2 separate regions of the Mus musculus genome follow, and region 2 is linked to region 1. The links are chromatin loops, found by intact Hi-C in ENCODE. Cell type or tissue: heart. All regions are shown on one strand.

Region 1 (8,000 bases):
AAGAATAAAATTATTTATGTTGATATTTAAATGCAAACCAATCTTCCAGACAAGTATTTTGATAATATTTCTGACAAGGTGAATGCCTTGCTGTGCTGCTTAGTTTTTGTTAACTTGACCCAAACCTACACATACTGGGAAGAGGGGTTCCCAAGAGGAATGCCTCCATCAGACCGGACTGTGGGAATTATCTAGGCGTCATTTCTTGGCTGTCGATCGACATGGAAGGGGCCCAGCCCACCGAGGGCAATAGCCTGGGCTGCCTTAAAAAAAAAAAGGTAGCTGAATAAGCAAGGAAGAGCAAGTCACTAGACAGCACTCCTCAGTTTCTGGTTCAAGCTCATGCCTTGGCTTTCCTTGACAATGACTGTAACCTGAAGCCAAATAAACTCTTCCCTCCCCCAACATGGCTTTGGTCAGTGTTTCATCCCAGCAACAGAGAAGTAAAATAGGACAGTTTTAGGGAACAGAAATGGATTCTACTGTCACAACAGGAAATACAACAAAAAGAGGAGAAACCAAGTGGATCAGGTCCAGTAAACAGAAAAGTCACTCACCTGTTACACTTTCTGCAATGGTGTGAACGTGGCGCCTTGTATGCTTGGCAGACTTTACAATACTGGAGATACATGCTATCCTGAGACTTTTCCTTGATAGAAAGGGAGGCATGTCAGTTACTTGATCCTAAATGGTAGCAAGTTGGGCTTTATGAAGGAAGGCCCTAGAGTGCTTTATATTTCTGTTATGGATGAAGGGGAAGGGGGCCAGTAACTTGCATTTTCAACGCCTGCATTTGCACTAACATATTTTAAGTGATAAACTGTAAGGACGGCTTCATTCTACAGATTTCTCAGAGATTATTTTTCTTTTCTTCTCTACACAACCCGAATCCAGTGTCAACTGGTTCTACGAAAGGAGACTTAGGTCCTCCCACTCTTAGTGGGAGCTGCTTTAGATAACCTGACCAGGACTCCACAGTGAAGTAAGAGGTGACACTTTCTGAAATTTCCCCCTCATACAATTACTGCCCTTGTCACCTTTTCTCTTTGGGTCATTTCAGGAACTCCCTAACTGGTCATTTTCTCTCATTTAAATCTCTGTATTATCAAAATATTGTTCCTATATTGCCCTCTGCCAGGGCTTTGCCTAAAACATCTAGACATCCCTGTGGTGCAAGCAGCTCCCATGGATTCTGAGCTAGTTGCTCCCCCCCACCACCAGTTTTTTTTTTTTTTTTTTTTTGCAGTTATACAAGGCTCTTCAGTTTCTGGATATGTTTTCCAACATGTTCTCCGCCTGAGGCGCTGTCCTCCCTTTCTTCTTTTCTGGAAACTTGCTATATTGACCAGGTGGGCCTAGCTCACAAGATGACATGTCCCTGCCTCCTCAGTGTGGAGATTAAGGTATGGACTACCACATACATCCTTTAAACACCACCACCAACAAACCCCCAAAGAACAAGTCTTCAATTGCTTTGGAAATCGCTAACATAGATCATTATTTTCAAATAGACACAAGTTCTACACATAAGTACTCATCAGTCACTGGAGTAGCACCAGTGTCACCTAGGACAGAGGCTGATTAGGTAAAAACCAAAACGTTATCATAATGGCAAACTAAACATAAAAAAATTATGCAAAGGTCATTGTCAAATGGATCTTTTTCTTACCGGTTTCCACCCCCGAGGGACGAAGCCAGGACCAGCAAACATGGCATTGAAGTAATTATAAAGAATCATGACGGTCCAATTTATCAACATGATGAAGTTCACACTTCCTCCAGTTGTATGTAAGGGCCAATACCACAAGACAGAGTCGATCATGGCCATTGTGGAACATATTGCTATAACACCCAGGGCTATGATGGGACCCCAATGACACAGTCTCCTTAAGTCTTGAAGATTTTCAAACTTGATTACTGAGCAGAATATGCCCATCTTGGTGAAGAATGACTTCTTTCTTCTAAAGAACTAGAGATCTCCTTTTCCTGTGCACACATTTCTGTGTGCAACAAGTCCATGTGTGTGCCTGAGCTGTCATGCCTTTGGCTGAAGGGTCACTGAGGTGGGGTATGTCATTTTCAGTTGTGGCCTCCAGAACTCTGTATCTCACAGGAGAATATAGGTTGATTTGAAACACAGCCTAAAGAAAACAAGATGGGAAAACTCCGTTTAGAAAGTCCATATGCCATTTATTTAATATTTAACTCCAAGGAGCACTTGACTCAGCACCTCGAAAGCACACTAGTGTGGAGTTCACCTCTTATCGAGAACAAAAATAATTACTTTGGACCTATCCAGAATACAGTCCGAGCTTGAAGTGCACGAAAACCGGACATATTAAACAGTTTTCCTCTTCTGTTCAAAGTGCCAGAAAGGATCGACTACTCCTAGCTTAGTGGATCGTTAGAGAGAACAAAGACTTAGGGAGCTGAGAAGCAGGGTCTTATCTAATTATCACGTATCTAATTCTTCCTAGAACAGAAACTGGCTTAGAGAGACTGTGATTATATCGACCGACCAAGGTCACAAGTAACAGCTAAGTCCAGAATAGAAGCACCAAACTTCTTTTTTAGGACGTTCTAAACTGCCTCCCAACGAGTTGTGAATTAACTGTGACATGCTCTACGCATATAATACTTTGTGTATTAATAACTGGGCACTTGTTCTCCCAAGCGCCAACATTAGCAATCGATCGGGGTTAAAGGTACAGGAAGAAGGGTGAGATTAAAACGAGAAGGCCGCATGTGTGTGCGCGAAAAATCACAACTGAAGCAGTGCACGAGAACGAGCACAGAGTGGATTTAAGCGGGCGGGGGGGGGGGGATAATTCCCTCCGGGGCCGAGGGAGAAGGGAAGAAGGCACGCACGGGGAATAGTTGTAGACCTGAGTTCTGAATGGAGTGAAATGAGCCGGGAAAAGACCTATGACACATGGGTATGACGTATGCGTAACGGATTCCCACGGAGCAGATGCGCCAGCCCGGTCGGTGCCTGCCTCAGTTTCCCGCCCATGTAGTGGTGCGGGATGCTCTGGGATCTTCACTCACAGGACAAACGTCTTATTAAGCGAGGTCTGGGCTCGATATTTTGGAGATGCTGGGTCGACTAGGTCGAGGCGAAGACCGCCTCGTAAGCGGGTTGCACCCCCTGCGGTGACTCCCACCTCAGTCTGGTCTCCGGTGCCCGCTCCACAGCCATCGCATTTCCGGGACGGCCCGGGCTCAGCGGAACAGATTTTCTCCTCCTTATAGCTCTGTCATGAGCGCTTCAGTCTGAGCAAGCCGAATGCGAACCCTGACGGCGAGACCTGCGCGGGGAACTCGGACCCGCGCGTCTCTGGTTCACGCGGCCGCCGTGAGCCTCCCGCTCGGGTCCTCGGCGCAAGCTCCGCCACAGCCACTTCCGGTCGGTGCGCGGCGTCAATCTTCCCTCGGAAAGCCCGCGCCTGCAACTTAGAGTTTGGGGGCGCTCCAGCCGTTTCTCTGGAGCTGCAGTGTGGGGGACGTGTATTCTGTGATACCCGAGAGCATGTGGGCTTTCGTAGTCTTTTTTTTTTTTTAGGGGTCACCGAAAGTGAACTTTTTCTTTAGTTTTACGTTCGAAGATTTGGGTGGAAAGGAAAAGGCGCAGGCAGCGCAGTTTCCGGAGGACAAGGACTGCGTAGAGCAACCAGGAAGCGGCAGGGCTGGGAGTTGTTCCCGGTTCCCGCTGTGCTGTGGAGACTTCTTCACAGGGTCCCTGCGCCGAGGCCGGGCGCCCTTGGCGAGTCCCGCTCTGAGCGCTAGAACCCGGCTCCGGCCGGCCGTGCCCGAGCTGCCATGTCTTCCGACTTCGAAGGGTACGAGCAGGACTTCGCAGTGCTCACTGCTGAGATCACCAGCAAGATTGCAAGGGTCCCTCGGCTCCCTCCCGGTGAGTACCCTGCCCGGCCGGGCGGGGGCGGCCTGGAGAGCCGGGGGCCGCGGAACGCCGCCTGGGCACGCGGGGCTCGCTGGCGCGAGGCTGCTGTGGGTGGTGCTGGCGGCCCGGGGAGGGGTGCGTTCTGGGTAGTAGGTTGTGATTGGCATTAAATGTGCTTCAAATGCAAAGCACCTTCTGCGTGGAAACCATTTTGGGGGGGTGGCGCCTGTTTCCTACCCCACCGCTTTTTAAAAGCTTGTATAGCCTTGGAAACATTGCTCTGCATCTTGATTTCTTCTTTTTTCCTTTTCTTTTTTTTTTTCTATCTTTTTTTATCTTTTGTAAAATATGAGTATTCAAAGGAACTGTGTGAAAGTATCAAGATTGTGGATCTGTAAATGCAGCAGCAGCGTTGTCGTTTTAGTCAATAATTCTGTTATCCTTATTCGTGGCACACTAGAATGACGAGCTAGGATGCCTGAATTCAAGTCTAACCCTTGCCACTTAGAAGTTGTCTCCTAGGCAAGTTTTCGTTATCCTTCAAAACTTCCTTCTTGGTTCGAGAGACTCGTACCTCTCTCAGGGCGGTTGTGAAGATTAACTGATACGCAGCTGTGAAGCCCTGTGTCTTAGCTCTTGTTAGGATTCCTATTTTTCAGACCTCTGCCCTGATTCTGTGATTCTCATCTTTCTTGGGTATCTATAACCCAGTTTTATATGAAACTTCGTACAGGACAACTTTGCTCACTTTTACAATTCAGCATCCTCCAGGTATTACCCTGCATGCTAGGTTGTCAACAGTGGGAAGGTGGGAGCCTTGTCTGATTTTCTTGACATTTCTTTTCTAAGGGCTCAGATTTTTTTTTTTTTTTTTTGTGAATAAGCAAGGGATTGTTATATAATACTTTGTGACTTATAAGATAGTGTTTTAGGATTTTTTCTTTAAGTACAGATTTAATTTGAGTAGTTAGTAACAGACAAATTGTGAGTTTTATTTATTTATTGGCTCAGTTTCGTTAGGGAAATTGAATGATCACTGGGCTGCTGAACTTGCCTCTACTCCAGCTCTGGAGCATACTGTGTAGAAGAGATGATTCTCATTGGTCTGCAGAATTGTGGGTATCTTCACTTTCTTACCTGGTCAGCCCCAGGCCAAGATGACAGCAGTAACTTCTCTTGAGTCTAAGTTGTTCCTCACCCCCTGTCCAGAATTTCCCCCAATCTTTATGTTTATAAATAATTTTTCCCTTATCACCCCTCCCTGTTTTCTGTTACTAGGGATATTTGCTTGAAGCCAGGACCCCTGAGCCTCCATCCCACTTACCTCCTGAAGTCTCAGTTAGCTCGGAAGGAGGTGAATGATGTCTTAAAGAGGCTTATGAGTTCAAGGAAGGGAGCAAGGGGAGAGAACCAGTGTAGCGTATACCATGGAGCTGTGTTGCCTCAGAGATTTTTACAAAAAAAATCTGATGGAAGATGGCCTCCTGCCTTCATGATACTTCACTTCACCTCTTCTCTTCAGTCCCACTTGTCTCCATTGCCCAAGATCATCTTGATTTTGTTGCCGTTGTTGTCTGAGACTCGTGCCTTTGAATTGAGTCCCAGAGCCTCAGTACCAGGATGTGCAGTCGCGGTTGGATTTTGCTCATTTTGAATTTTAATATTTTGTTTGTTTTTTAGCAGTAGAAACTTTTTTTTAAATATAATTTGGGCAAATAGCTTTATTATTGAGAAACTGTTTTACAAAGTAATATTGTCCTGAATATAAAGTTTTGAAGACTCTTTCTAAGAAAATAGATTTTGTTACAATTGATTTTCTTGCCTTTGTGTTTAAAATTTTTACTACATATAAGGAAACAGTTGAATTATTTTAAAAAATAAAGATGCTATTATCCCTGTCCTTACACTTAGTGTAATGTGAGACCCACACACAGCAACCATGTTTCATTTGAAAGGAGGTTGTCTTGTTGGCACTGTGGGGGGAAAATGTATATTTATTTGAATAATTAAATGATTCTTGAAAACACAGTGGTTTTCTTGTTAATGTGCTTGCTCCCTTTTTAACTTGCTCCTAATTGATAGAAAAAGATATTTTTCCATGAATTTATGAACTAACAGGAATTGATACTATAACCATGACAAGAGCAGTATCCTTGCTATGGGATTATATAGTTACCAATAATTATATTGTTAACATAATTACTGTAACTAAAAGATCCCACAGCATCATAATGGTTGTGTCACTCAGCTGAGACAGACCCAGAGAGGAGTGGTAATTTATTTGAATTAAAACGATTTAAAAATTGGAGCCAATTTTAAAGTCCAAGCAGCTCCTTCTCCCAAATAACAGCTGATTTAAGTTGCAGCACTGAGCCTCTGTGGAGATGAACCATTCTCTGCTGTGCCTGTGCAGCTGCTAAGGAGACTTCCAAAGAGAACAGGACACAACACAACACAACAAAACAACAACAAACAAACAAACAAACAAACAACCCCCAACATTCTGAAGCTTTATTTTAAAAAGAAACTGATTATTCTGTAATAATTTACCAGTGAAAAGACTTTGCTCTTTGAAGTGTTTGAATCTTAACTAACTTTAGTAGCTGTGAGATGGGTGAGTCCCTTAATGAATACCCTGTGGTTACTAAATTTAAAGATTGAATTTTACTGGTGATTGTTCTGTGGGGAAGTCAGACAAATCAGGGAAATCTACGAGCCAAGACATAGCCCATGTGACAGTCCTGTGTTTGTGCTGGGAGTGAGTTTCTTAGCAGCAGAGTTCTTTCTGCAAGGTGGAGCTTGCGTCACAGCAGGCAGGCATCTTTCAGGGTCTTCAACAGAATTTTACTCTGCAATTACTTCTTTATCTCCCCACGGGCAATTGTGACTCCTGCTAGGGTTATAGTTAGAATGTTCCAAGACTGTATCATGACAGAATGATTAAGACTCAGGCTGCTGGTGTCAGACCTGTTTAGGATCTCACCTCTGCCTAATCTTACTACACGTAGCTGTGGACAAGTTTCTTGGCTCTGTAAGCCTGCCTCGTCCATCAGTAGAGTGGGAAGGAAGGGTGCTCATTTCAGCAAATGAAGCATGGCACACCAGCAGAGGAAGCATAGCAAACTAGCCCTCGAGAGATGCCATTTAGTTACTCTACGGGGCTTCAGTCAGCAGTGGGCAGGGCTGGCTAGGATCCAGCTCTTCAGACTCTGTCATTGAAATTGTACTTTAAAGGGAACCTTGAACTTCTTGCATCCTTTCTGTGCCTAATCTAGAGTGAAGTTAAGTCTCTTGACGAAAACCTATATTTGAAGAGAAATGGGCTGTCAGGGCTTTAGCATGTGGAAGTAGAAATGGTGTTGAATTCTGGTGATGGAAAGAAGGGAATTGAGGGAGGGGAGTTAACAGAGATGCCACAAAATAGGTGTTGCTTAGAAGGAAACCCTTGAGTTTAATGGAGTAGCTGTCACACCGTGCAAAGTTTAGGAGACCATTAAAGCTGCCAGATATATATATATATATTTTAAATAGTTTTGGAGCTTTATTGTAGAAAGGCAGAGAGAAAGAGAGAAGGTAGAAAGGGAGAGGCCAGCCATGGGCACGTGGAGAGGGGCAAAGGGAGAGAGAAAAGGAGGGCTAGAGAGTAAGAAAGGTGAGAGCTTAAGAGCCAGATATACTTTTTAGTTGAGTATATTGAGGAGACAGCTGTCAGCTGCTACCTATGGTTCAGTTATGCTTTATAAACAACTATTTATGGAATTTTAGTCATCTTTGGGTAACAAATACAAATTTGTGTCAAGTGTACATATACATTCATATTTTCATTTTTACACTTCTACACATTGTCTACACTATAAACCTAGAGGGATCTTGTCCTTAAATTAACTATAAACTAGGACAGTTTATAGTTAATTTAAGTAATGGCTTCACTTTGTATTTGTGGAGCCAGGTGTAGGACCCAAGGCCTTATCTCTTGTTAGACCCACACTCAGTCAGCTATACTCCTGGCCCAAAACATTTTACTTTTAGAATAATTGAGATTGTATAACAATCACAAAATGACTCTTCATTTCCGCATGTCAGTGGACCTTGTTACCAC
Region 2 (8,000 bases), 63 kb before region 1:
ATAAGAATTGAGGCTATTGGTCAGTCACCTCACATCTCAAGATCCTCACCTCTGAATTACCTAAAAGAATGAAGGTTTGCACTTTTTTAGTGACTGCTGGATGGCTAAATTGAGAGGGATTTTAAAAACCATTGCATTCTAAAATGTATGGCTGTTGAGTGCAATAAAGAAGCCTTGTCTAACCATGGTGTTTGAGGAGACATGCCAGAGACAGTGGTTCATCAAGAGATGGTGTGGGAGCTGGGGAGGTGGTTCAATAGAAAAGCACTTGCTTGTCAGACACACAGCACACATATAAGCCCCAGGTAGACAGAGAGACCTGCCTGTGGTCCCAAAGCTTCTCAGGGTTGGAATGGGGGGATTTCCCACCAAGCAAGCTGAGTAGGTGGACTAGCCAGAGAGCTCTGGGTTCAAGGCAGAACTCTGTCTCAATAAGTAAGGTGAAGGACAATCAAGGAAAACACCAAATATCAGTCTGTGACCTCCACATGTGTGCAAACACAACCTGCAAACACACCTAGCAGCGATACATACCATATACACATATGCAATAGATAATAATGCTAATATTATGTAATGCAGAATTTATATAAAATATAATGGCATATATAAAGCAGTAATATAATATATATTATGTATATACATGTAATATACATATTAAGAGAGAGATAGATGGTGTGGCCTGCTAGAGCATTAGCAACCCAGACTCTGGGCTTTTCACCATAGGTCAGCATATCACCTTTTGGAGTCTCTGATGCCCTTGAGGATAAAGTTAACTAATGAAGCTAAGTTAAGTCACTGATGGCGCAATCATGCCAGTACTTAAACTCACTTGGGTCATCCTGTTCTGACCCTGAGTGACTTTGAGTTAGGTCTATGTAAAGACGGCATGGGCAGTCAGTGGCAGGACTCCTGCTCAGCCAAAGCCTCCTGCTGGAACTCAGCTAACTGGCCAACGTCTCCAAAAGCATGAGTTTACATCTAGGTCAAAAGTGGTCATAACCAAGGCTATCCCTAATACAGCCCCTGTAGGTATCCGAGTATCTGGTCCTATTCAAAGCAGGGTTGGTGCAAACATGAATCTAGGGTGACCGCAGAACAATAGCAACCCCATATCACGTGATACTAATATAAATACAGATTTTTCAGGCTCCAGCTCCTGCTTACAGAATCAAAAAAACATGGTGCAGGTCAAGACAATGGTGTTGTAACATTCCCTCTGGGGGATTGTGACATGCACTAAAGTGTAGAAACCATGGCTTGGTGCATCTCACTCTCTAGAGAATGTGCTATCAGCAGGTGTTCAGTCAGTCGTTTGCTGATCAGAAGACCTTGGCTCTGGTCCAGTCTGGTAGCACTGATGTCAGAGGTTCTCACGGGGCTCTCCAGAGCCTCTTAGGAGACCTTTTCTTTCTGGGTGGAGGGAAACTTAAGTCGGGGCTCTTTAGGAAGAGATGACCTTTGAGATCTACTTTGAGGTCCAAGCACTTACGACCTGGATGAAAATCTTGCCCGTGAAGACCCCTGAGTTATTAACTTGCTAACCCCATACAGAATCGGGCAGGAAGTGGTGCTAATGCCTGACTTTGATATTGGTCTCCTGATCAGGTACATTAAAAAAATAAGCCTTTCTATACTATAGGCCTGGTACAGCGAAAGCACTCAAGCTTAACAGACCATCAGTGGCTAGCTACCCATTGGCCAGTGGGACAGCATTACAGAAGGACCAAACACAGAGCTGGACATCTGTGACCCTGCCTCAGGCCTAGGTTGTCTGCTACCTGATTATAAGGTTTTAGTGTCCTCTTGAATAGGGCTCATTGTCCTCTCCTGAGAAGTAAAATCTTGCCTGGCCTACAGAGCCTCTTATCTCTATGATGATACCTTTGTGGTCTTAATGATTTAGTAACAGTGTAGTGATGCGCACCTTCCACATGGATAGAAGGAAGAAGATAGGCTGAGTCATGAGGCAACAGCCTCTGGTGTCTCACTAGGGGCCAGTAGGGCTGCCTGGTCCCATCACCCCACACTCTCTGGCACTTTGACTTGTCTTTTGACTCACGCTCGGGGGACTTCAGGATATCTCTGTTTCTTTGCTTTGGAATCCTGGAAATATCCTGGCTTTCCTAGAAGGCTCATCTCCAGACACAAACTTCTACTCAGTCCAGATCTTATAGGCACAGCCTGAGCCGATATGGGTGACTTCCCCATTTCCTGAAGTGAAGGTGCACTTTCTCTGCCTTATTGTCTAGTCTAGCCTCTTCCTGTCTCAGACCCATAGATTGGGGGGGGGGGGGGGGAGAAAACTCCTATGCAAAGTCATACGCATGCCTGTCCCTTCCCTGAAGCTGACCTTTAAAAAGTTCCACCCCATTCAATGGCAGCTTTCTGAGCCAATTGCTCTATTTTTTTCTTCCCCCTCTTAAATCCATTGCCTAACAATCTCTTGTTTAACCTTTTGCCAAATTCTCCACTTCTGTCAGAGGTGACTCTGAGTGAGCAGGTAACTTCTACCTTTGCACCTCTATCGAAACAGGTCCAAAGGTTCCAGAGCAGCTGGCAGGACACTCAGAGCAAGATCCGGTGGCTTCAGGTGCGCCTCGTCCTGGAGCGTGGAAAGGCAGAGGCAGCTTCATGTGGTGCTGAACAGAGAGAGCTAGCTGCAAGAGAAGCCATTCCTCAACCTAGCTGCTGTGACCATTCTCAAGAGGTAAGCTGCCTTCTCTGGCCTATGGGCTAGAGGGAGTAGATAGATATGGCGGGGGAGAAAGTGAGTGTGTATTCATCTGTAACCTGACTAAAGCTCTTTCATAACAGGGGTGATAATCTCTCAGCTCACTTGTGTGGGAGGCAAAGAAAGATGTCAATTTGAAAGGAAAACATTTGAGCCACTTGACTCTTAGAAGAGGAAAAAAAAATCAAAAGAATTGGAAGAGAATGTGAGGGTATAAAGCCTTTTGTAAAGGGTAAAGTTGGAGCAAGGATGCAGGTTTCTTTCATCTTCCATTCAGAAATTCTTAAGAGGAGCCACTTAACAATTGTTGATGTCTCCGGAGGGAGGAAGGACTTCCGGGTTGTGACACTCTTAGGGTCTGGAAAGCATCCTAAAGGCAGGGTATGTGGTGACATTAGGAGCATCTCCTATAAGGGGAGTAGTATGCCTAACCCACTAGTATAGCTAGTGGTAGAGCTATAGTTGACCTAGTCTGTCTCTACGGTCTGCTCCATCGTATAGAAATCTTGGGCGATGTCAGAATCCTCCCCATGTGGGAAACATTTAGAGTGTCATTACCATGCGGTGGAACTGGATGGAAAGACAAGACAACAAGATCTTAGAATGACCCAGCCCTTGCTGAAACGGACACTTAATTCTAGAGATCCATGACGTCAAAAACAACAATTAGACTAGTTGGTGTGCTCCTGCTATGGGAGATGGGATAAAACAGGACTTAGAAACCAGAGATAGATATCCTAGATAGACATCTGAGGCTTGGCATGCACTTTCCCACCTGAGGTTTTCCTGGGGGGGGGGGGGACGCCGGGGGGGGGGGGGAGAAAAGTCTCCTGGGAAGCTGAGCTCCAAAATTAAACAAAAGCTAGAGGCACCTCTATCCGTCCTTCCCAAGGGGTCAGACCTGCAGGTCTCTGAGGTGTGGCACCGGTTTGTTTTTCCTGGTCTTTATAGCAGGGGTGGGTGGGTATGGGGTGCTCTCTGCACAAAGAAGGAATCCTAAGGTAGGCTAGCACTCTAGTGAAGTCTTCACCTTGAACTTCCTGTCAATCCTTGGAGGGATCAAGGCCGGGAAAATGCTACTTGATTCTGCGTGTCGTGAGGTTGCAGCGGGAGTGGGGGAGAGGGAGGGGGCAGAACCTGTCATCTCTCTTCCAATTCTGAGACCGAGGTCTCCTTGTGTCCCTGGGAGACCAGAACCTCAAAGGGTGATCGATTAAGACAACTGTGAACCCGGATAATGCTGAGGTGTAAGAGGGGTCACAGAACACATTTCATCCTTAAACTTGGCGGGGTGAGAGCCGGAGCTGAGCTGGTGTGTCTGCGGAAAGGGAGCCACTTCAACTGAATGGCTCTCTGCCCCCGTGGTTCCTGGCTTATTTATCTATTCTGTTGTCTCTGCGAGGTGCAGAGGTGCCTGGCTTTTTGAATCAGGGAGGTCTGGGGACTGGCGAAAGGAGCTACACAGAGAAAGAGACAGTCGTGCTGCATCTAACCTAAGGGCGGAGGTCCCTCTAGCTGGACTTTCCTGTCCTGCGAACGCAGCGGGGAACAACGTCACCTCCGTTTCTCTGGCAATGAACCCAGGGCCACCTCAACTCGTTTTCATTTGGATTTTCATCTTGGAGAAGAGCTAGTGGGACCAGCGGGAGCAGGTGGACTGTGTTGATGCAAAGGTGGCTCGTGTTTCAGCCCCTGGGGATTGAGGTTAAAGGCTTTGAAAACCGGCTAGGGTAGCTTTGGATATCTGTCTCCTCCTAGTCAAAAGCGGTTCCACTTTCAGTTGTGAAGGAGGAGGGAAAAAAAAGCCAAACCAGGAAGTGAAGTCCCCAGCACCAGCATGTCAGAAAGCCCGGCTATGGCCTGGCTGGGACAGATCAGGGCAGGGCAGAAGTGGGGCCACTAGCCAGGCTGCCTGCCTGCCTGCCTGCATGGACGCTCTGAAGTCACCCTGCCCGCGGAGAAGCCCGGGGTGAGGAAGGGAGGACCGAGGCTCTCCTGCCAGCAAGAAGCCGGAGCCAGAAAGCCTCACTCGGAAGCTCCAAGGCGTGCGTGCGGCCCTTCCCAGGGTAAGGGATCTGGAGCCGGGTGTGATCCTAGGACGGGGCTCCTGCACGCGTGACAGAGGCATCCCAAATCCCTCCTCCCTGCCCACTTCAGGAAGCTGCTTGGAATTCAAAGCTTGCTGTGCCTCCACGTGTGCGCGCCATGCTCTCTCTGCCTGGGAGTGGAGGGCTCCTCTGCATCAGGAGGGATGAGGGGAAGGAGGAAGAGGACACAGGGAGGGACTTTCTCTTAAGGGGTGGAATACAAGCAGAGACCTTTTGGCAGACCCGAGCACGTGGCGGCATAGCTCCCTGGGGTGGGCTGGGGGGTGGGGGTGGGGGGTTAACCCTGATTTTCACTGAGTTTTGACTCCCTCTGATGGTAAGAGCTAAGGAATCAGTCCAAAGAGATGGAGATACAGGCCGAATGAAGCTGGGTCTCTTTTCAGAGCTATAAACACTGGTTAGACCTAAGATGCTCTTAAAGGGTTTTGGGAGCCTTGAAAAGGGGCTGCAGGAGCTGGGCTTTGATACCTCCTAGTGGTATCGCCCCTCCCCCTCCCCTTTGACAGTCTAGTCTGAATGGCAGGGTTGAATCTAAACTTCCTACTTACAGTTGATTGGTGCCTTGTAAGAGGCAGGGTCTAAAATAAAATAAAGCATTGGTCAGGTTTAAAAACTGGAGATAGAAGGCAGTGGATTCTGACCCCGCCCTCTGTGTGCACATGGCAGTTATTTCAGGTAATTTTAGAATTCACCTTGGAAGGAACAGTATAAAATCTTGTGAGCATCACTCATGTGTCCGTCTCTACCAATGAAAGGCACAATAGACTAAATAAAACAATAGCTGTAAATGCAGGCGCTTTGAGAAAAGCAGGTAGCTTACTTAGGCAGGCGAAGTAGCTGGTGTATTTATGGGATATTGGTGTTGGAGACACTAGAAAAAATTGCAGCTCCTATAACCCAGAGAAGCATATTCAATTTAATTAAAAAAAATACTGTTCAGATAAACGAAATTTCAGCCAAGCTATATTACAATTTTATTTTATTTTATTTATTTATTTATTTTGAAACTGATTTTTCACTTTACTTCTTAGGCAGGTGGGGCTGGCCATCTGCCTGTCTCAGCTGCCCAAGTGCTGGGGTTATATGCCTGGGTATATGCTAGTTATTTAGGGCAAAGATACCTTCCACAATATCAGTGTGCCTCTGTGCACCTCAGTGCTACCTCACAGTGAAGAGGCACGTCCTGGGACAGTATGCTACAGAAGGGCAGAGAACTGAGTTCACTGCCAGCACATAGTAGATATCATATTTGAGCAAGATGTTGTTTTGAGGTGGGTGACTTCTCTATTTAATGGTTAAAAAAAAGTGTCAGAGAGGTGACACCCTACCTTCCCATGTTCACAAGGCAAGCAGGTTGTCAATTGTATTGGAACTATAAGCAGTCTGATGCTTTCAAAAATAAAACATTTACAGTTTTATTTTTAAAGCCCATCCTTCACTCACTTTTAGGATAAAGCCTTTCTTTGGATAGCCTAAAAATTGAACTTGTAAAAAGATGTTCCTGTGTGACATTCTGGGTACCAGATTGAGCTCATATGGTCATCCTCTCTTTGAGATTTTTTTTTTTTCTGGAACTAGGAATATGAAAATGCTGCTGTCGTTGGGGAATACCTTGCTTGGAATCTTATGGGGACTTTTATTTTGAATTTCAATAAAACCCTATGGAGCAGATTCTTGGTAGAAAAGTGAGGCTTAGAAAGAAAGACATGCCGGGCGTGGTGGTGCACGCCTTTAATCCCAGTACTTGGGAGGCAGAGGCAGGTGGATTTCTGAGTTCGAGGCCAGCCTGGTCTACAGAGTGAGTTCCAGTACAGCCAGGGCTACACAGAGAAACCCTGTCTCAAAAAAGAAAAGAAAAAAGAAAAGAAAAGAAAAGAAAAGAAAAGAAAAGAAAAGAAAAGAAAAGAAAAGAAAGAGAAAAAGAAAAAGAAAAGGAAAAAGAAAGACATCCAAAACATCATGGATGGTTGGATGTGGAATCTGAACTTGGGCTCACTTCATTCTGAGGATGATCTGTTCTTCAACGAGACTCTTCTGATGAGTCTCGCTTCCTGCGTGGGCCAAAGAATAAAAAACTGGCAGATGTTTACTCTTCTGAAAATCCTCCCAACTCAAATCTGTGAAGACAAAATGTAGACAGACTAGTTGTCAGGGGCTGGGAGGATAGTGGGAGGGGCAGTGACTGCCTCACACGCTCAGGGGTTCCTTTCAGTGTGACGAAAATGTTTTGGAATTAAATAGACGAGTCAGCGGCACATCGTGGTGAATGCGCTAGAGGGTTCACTTTAGAATGTTTAATTTTTTAAAAGGAAGTTCATCTTAAAAAAAGAACAAGAAGAGGAGGGAGCAACTTCTCCCACCTCCAGGCAGAAGAGCTCTCAGGCCCAGGATTAGCAGTATTTTAAAAATCACAAGTATATTACCTGTTACTCTGTCACATTCTTGTGCCTAGCCGATGCACTGACTCTTGGCTGGGTGCAGCCAGAGGTGACTTTTGAGTCTGGCAGCACACGGCAAGCATGGTGTGACCCCAGCAGCAACCTCAGCCTTCACAGCTCATACCCCATCCTGTGGTCAGTACATCTGGGTCTGTCTTGAAGTTAGATACAATCTCTTAGTAGTCCTTCCCACTGGCATAGGGCTGGACTTTTCCTAGGTTCTACATTCCTGGTATGTGAATGAATAAATGAGTTGATAGGGTTTGGATGGTCATCCGGCCTGTGTGCTGCCGTTACAGATCTCAGTCTGCCTGGGTCATTCTATTCTACAACTATGGTGATGGGCTTTTTGAGTGGCTCGTGGGAGATGAGGGGAAGGGAGTGGGGCTGAATCAGGGATAGCCCCATGTCTCCTCCAATTACAAATGCTGTGTTTCAATAGTAACAACGACTTGTTAAGACATTTGTCTGTAAGAGGAACCAAGGTGATGATGGCCCTATCTTTTGAGACATCTTCAACAGGTCATCTGATAGGGAGGGGTAAGGGTGTGAAAATGGAGGCATGTAGAAGAGAGAAAAGAGAAACTCTTTGTGTATGCAGACGCGTGTGTGTGCACAGGTAAACATGTTTGCAGGTGTGTGTGCAGGTAAGTTTGTGCAGGTGCGTGTGTAGACAGGTGTGCACATGCCCCTGCATGCTGAGGACATCCTCTGAGGCTC

Evidence for each region. A loop is a pair of places that touch in the nucleus more often than their neighbours do. Peaks named below come from ENCODE experiments on the same cell type or tissue, not always from the same donor. Only the 100,000 strongest peaks of a DNase experiment are listed, where the experiment ranks them.
Region 2: it touches region 1 in a loop (3-fold over the local background); 7 of 42 quality-filtered maps call a loop at or near these places.

Annotation. Positions count from the first base shown.
Region 1 is chr19:55,312,632-55,320,631 of GRCm38, forward strand. It overlaps Zdhhc6 (zinc finger, DHHC domain containing 6), which reads right to left and starts at 3,405. Exons shown (of 11, transcript NM_025883.4): 1 at 3,165-3,405; 2 at 1,670-2,141; 3 at 558-649. The coding sequence starts at 1,936. It overlaps Vti1a (vesicle transport through interaction with t-SNAREs 1A), which reads left to right and starts at 3,426. Exons shown (of 8, transcript NM_016862.4): 1 at 3,426-3,913. The coding sequence starts at 3,820. In heart, a CTCF peak has its summit at 3,929; DNase peaks (open chromatin) are centred at 3,280 and 3,800; H3K4me3 peaks cover 2,805 bases; H3K27ac peaks cover 1,928 bases.
Region 2 is chr19:55,249,367-55,257,366 of GRCm38, forward strand. Acsl5 (acyl-CoA synthetase long-chain family member 5) reads left to right here and starts at 4,003. Exons shown (of 22, transcript NM_027976.2): 1 at 4,003-4,800. In heart, CTCF peaks have their summits at 4,249 and 4,449; DNase peaks (open chromatin) are centred at 3,665, 4,235 and 4,625; H3K4me3 peaks cover 2,197 bases; H3K27ac peaks cover 2,121 bases.